2 separate regions of the Mus musculus genome follow, and region 2 is linked to region 1. A link is a loop called in an ENCODE intact Hi-C map of the cell type or tissue named here. Cell type or tissue: left cerebral cortex. All regions are shown on one strand.

Evidence for each region. Peaks named below come from ENCODE experiments on the same cell type or tissue, not always from the same donor. Only the 100,000 strongest peaks of a DNase experiment are listed, where the experiment ranks them.
Region 2: a loop joins it to region 1, with 2.1 times the contacts of the local background. A loop is called at or near these places in 2 of 42 quality-filtered maps.

What each region holds. Positions count from the first base shown.
Region 1 is chr3:37,962,893-37,965,392 of GRCm38, reverse strand. The region is part of intron 2 of Gm20755 (predicted gene, 20755); the gene reads right to left. Among named protein-coding and RNA genes, the nearest start is that of Gm22899, 31 kb to the left of the region's middle. In left cerebral cortex, no CTCF peak of the experiment used is centred here; a DNase peak (open chromatin) is centred at 1,146.
Region 2 is chr3:37,820,172-37,822,671 of GRCm38, reverse strand. No RefSeq gene overlaps it. Among named protein-coding and RNA genes, the nearest start is that of 4930556A17Rik, 6.8 kb to the left of the region's middle. In left cerebral cortex, no CTCF peak of the experiment used is centred here; a DNase peak (open chromatin) is centred at 1,471; H3K27ac peaks cover 758 bases.

The DNA of each region.
Region 1 (2,500 bases):
TTCTTGCCAACATTTTTAAATATTTAAAGGCTTTCATTTCACTCAAAGTTTTTATGACGCCATGTAATTTGAATGTGAGTCAGCTTGGATGGGGTATTTGGTTGTGATTTCTCCAAGGACAGCGTAGACAGGGTTTGATTTTCTCAATACTGCATACAAGTGCCTACTGCTGTCTACACAACTGCAACATTCCCAATGGGTCCTGTGAAAGCAAAGCAGGGCTATGATCTGGCCTGTCTAACCCACTCATTGCATTCATGGGTTTTCTGTTTCCTTCTACCACAGACCTCTGCTATGTGGGGGCTGGTGTTTCAGAAAAGACCGAAGGAAAGAAGCCACATCTATCAGTGTTATATGTGATTCTAAGCTCCTAGAACTGGTGTCTTCCTCCAGCATATTCATTAAGGTTAATGAATATGCATTAACCTTAAATCATGTTAAATTCGGACATAAAAGGTTAGGTTCAAATCCTAGGTCTATCTCTCACTTTGTATCTGGGCCTTGACTGTGGTCCGACCTAGTTCACTAGTGACAATTCCAGAGTTTGTGTAAGAATGGCCAAAGTTGTATTTCTGAGGCTTTCTTGTGTTACAAGCCTATCATGTATTGTGCCTACTTAATCAGCCATGGCTACCATTGCTGTGCGCTGTGTGGCAGTCACAGTAGCAAAGACAGTAATTACAAACAAATGCTTGATTTTTTTTTTTTTACTGTGGCTACAAAAGATCAAAAGAAAACAGGCAAAAGTGAGTGTTTTAGTATGTGGAGAAGCCCAGAACCTAAACATCCACACGACAGACATGATAATGAATGAGTTCGCACTGGTGAGCACTGTGTGTGACCACAGCTGCAGCCGACACCCATGAACCCGGACGCCCATTAACTCTTTGCAAGTAAGTTCTACTCCTCTTGGGAGACTAAGCAGCTCCCATGTGATTAAGATTAAGCTGAAACATTGGCTGTGGGTGTCTGTTTTGGAACTGGCACTAATCGGACTCCTATGCCAGCATTCTGTGTTCCTGTGATCCTGCCATGGGCAAGCATGTCAGGTTCTAGCAGAAATATGATAAGCCAACACCGACTTTGGATTTTCATCACATTTGTTTCAATTTCTAATTAAACTCAACTCCAGCGCCTTCTGTAGACACTAACTCCAGGGTGCAAAGAAAATCGTGTGTGGAGAATGTAACAGATGGTTTTGCAAGCTGATAACCCAAGTTCCCGGCTCTAACTTCAAAGTATGTATAGTCCAAGCCTCTTGTGATTGGCCTGCAGTTGGTATAATTTAAATATTTTGAAGTCTTCAGTTTAAAATATAAACAGAAAAGAAAGACGATTCAATGTCTTATGTTTCTGGAGATTTCTTATTTGAGTCTGAGGACAGGAATAATCATATTCACTACAGAGTAACGCTCCTACCAGCATAATCCTCACTTTTACAAACCACATCATAAGCATTGTTTTTCAAAAGCTTAGATTAGCATGAGCTGACACGCTTAACATCTCCAGGACATCTAAGAGTCAGTCAACAAACTGAAGCTGTCGAGCGAGTGTCGGCCCTTGTGGTAGAGAAGGTTAGTCTGATGTCTGCTCCTAAGGAATCCAAGAACAGCAGAAACCAAGCACATCATTCAGAGAGGACTCTGATAAAAGAATCACAAATTATTGACTTGTTTTATACACACTGATTAGCCACCAGTCACATTAACATTTGTGTCCCAGACCCCAAGAAAAACAACACATTAGACCTGAGCCTGTCTGCTGCCCTTATGCCCAGGGAGTACGGGCTCTGTTGAGAATGGATCTCATACTGGCCTGGTACTGGCTACACAGCCTAGGCTGGCTGGCCAAGGAATCCCAGCGATCTTCATGTCTCAGCCCCTGCAGTACTGGATTTACAAGTGGGCGCCACGAAGGCTGGCTTATGTGTTCTTGGATGGAAGCTTGGGTCTTCATACTTTCAAAGCAAATACTTTAGTGCTGTACTAACTATGCCTTCTCTTAATAATTTAAATGTGTCTCCTTTAATATACTCTAACTTCTCTGGTTTCGCCATATCCTTCCTCCCCACTCACTTGTCTTTTTAACAGGTAATTGGGTGTCTTCCTCATCAGAATTATGCTTATGCATTTCCAGATTCCCCTTGTATTGCTTCTTCCTGCCAACTTCTTAGTTTACTCCCCTGTCAGTCTTTTCTCTGGATCATCCTGTTTCTTCCCGCTCAGTGACTGTTTGCTCTAGTCCAGGTGCGCTGCTATAGCTTAGAATGTCTGAAACAATGAGCCGGCGGGTCCTTCCTGGGAAGGCACAAAATGCTGGAGGCAAGCCATAGACCTCGGAGTGCCTTCCTTCACACACTCACGTGCCAACCTCACCATTACTTGTTCTGTTTGTAGAAGTCTCTTGGTTAGAACTTCATTTGTCTTCCACAGTGCAAACAAAGGAGAGTCGATTCCTTTGCATTATTCATGTTAGCTGTGCAGGTGAAGCTCTCTCTTAA
Region 2 (2,500 bases), 140 kb after region 1:
CAGAAGTGACGAGAAGCTACCACCAAAGCATGCTGACTTGCCAATGAAGATCTATGGAGAAGAAACAGCACCGTGTGTTTATAAGGAACAGATAGATGCACAATATGACATGAGTTCCATATGCTCATGATGATGGTCCTGGCTAAGAAGGAGCTGCCTTCCATGGCAAGGGTGGCTGAAGAAGAGAGGGGGCTCAGCTTGAAGGACTGACAGCTCAAGTGGAAAAATCACGTTAGAAAAGGGTTCCCATCCCCCCCCCACATAAATTCATAATTAGCATGTTTTTCAGGAACTCTAGCCAGAAGTCCACCTATTCAATCCATTTTAGTCACACCTGACATCCTCCATGGCCTCCTACCCCTGAACACATATTATATTTAGAAACTGTTTGTCTGTCTGTTGGTCTGATTGCTATATGGAACAAATTTTCCTGAGTATTATTATATGATATGATTTGCCACTTAATCCAAAATATAATGCTGTCAGGTGCAAGCCCATAAAGTCATTGTTTTTGCACCTAAAGTCCACATCCATCTTCTTAAAGATAGTGTCTTTAATCATCTTAATTAGTCTCTGCTGGTGTGTGATATTTTTAAGTGATTAATGCGGATTTTGTCCCAAACATCTCAGAATTCAGTCAGTAAATCTTTATCAAATGTCTAATTGGTCAATGAACTGTAAAGAAGATTTAAGCAATAACTACAATTCATGCAGAAACTTAGAATCTCACAATTTAGTCAGCATGTCCTCTAAAGCTCTCATAGGCAAAGCATAATTGTTTATGATTTTTTATAATACTTATATTTGCTTTATGTGCATACACGTTCTGCCTGTGTGTGTGTGTGTGTATGCACCACAAGCATGTAGTGCCCACTGGAGTTCCTGGCAGTTGTGGAGTGTCTTACGGTGCTGAGAACAGAATCTGGACCCTCTGTAAGAGCAGCCATTGCTCATAACCACTGATCCAGCTTTCAGGGCCCTCAGGAAACCAATTTTTAAAATAAATTAGCAAGCCACTTTTTCTGTCTCTAAAGGGTGATTGTTATTCCTTAAAAAAAAAAAGTAACCATACTTAGAAATCTAGCCTATAATAAGACTTCTATTTCTATGACAACGGTAAAAATTATGCCTGATATTTTTTACTTTTTTGTTTCTAAATGCAGCAATGATCTAAGTTTCTAAGGGGGGAGAAACAATAATGGGAACACTTGCTTTTATGCTTTTTTTTTTTAAGTGAAAATGTTACATTGTTGGTCACAATTTCCGTGGTGTCAAGAGCCCACTGGCTGGCATGTTCCACACTGACTGAACGACTGAAGCCTTTAAACCCACTTACTACAAAATGGAAATGTCTGTTTCTTCTTTCAGAAAAGAAACCACCACCCTGTGATTAAAACTCCCCACAGTTGTTCTTAAAGAGCTTTAACTGTTTTCAAAAAGAAATTTTTTTTCTATTTTTACCAGAAATTGTCCTCTCCACAGAATCGAGGTGCCAAGCTCTATGAGCAGTTGGCAACTGAGTGACTGAGAGTAGTCAGCCCTTCTCCCCTGCTTTTTCCTCTCTGTCCGAGAGGATAGGGGTGGATCGCTTTGAAAATTTCTAGTCTTTCCACAGTGACCTCCTTTTCAGCTGTGGCTTCCCTCAAAGGAAGTGACTGCCCAAAACATCCTCTCAGCCATGTAGTCTTTGCCATAGAATACTGAATTTTAGCCACTCTGACGACAGTAGGGGAATCATGAGTTCAAAGACAGCCTGAACTAAAGAGTAAGACCCTAAGGGCAAGGGTTGGGGAAGGGAGGCAGAAGGAGTGAGGGAAAGAGATATCAAGGCCAAAGAATCCCCAAATGGCTACAAATCTAAATTCTAGAGGCAGGCGAATCCAAGACTGATGTCCTCAGCAAACAAGGGGCCTGTGCCTGTCTCAGAAGCGTTTTCTTCTCCTTTGTGTTCTTGTTTGGGACTGGTCTGATGGTAATGGTCCCACTGTGCTTCACTGTTGCTGTTAACCCCAAAGATGTGAGAAGAAAGATCACTGACCCAAATCATCACGGTCAAATTAACGAAAGCAAGCAACTAATTTGAACAAACATTTTCATTCTTGTAAACGGGTGGCCAGATTTAGACATGAGGAAGACCAAGGTTTTCATACCTCAGAGGTAGGGGGATTTGGTGGGCAAAATAGGCAGGGTCACAGAAGCAGAACAGAAGCCCAAGTCAGCCATAACCACCTCCTGATACAGGGACATGATTGCAAGGTGGCCCTAACAAGGTTGTCATAGCAACAGCTAGTCATAACAATAAGCTCCTCTTATAGGGGATGGCTTGAGCGTCTATTTGTCTCTTTGGAGAGGGTGTGAAGGTTTGCAATTAATTGTTCAGAGGCTGCCTATATGAAGCTTTACTCACTAAATCAAGCACAGCAAGTCCAGGCCTTGGAGCCACTCTCTGCTGCCACTTCTTCCCTAAGTGAGAAAGAGCCAATGTGTTAGTCTAGATCCT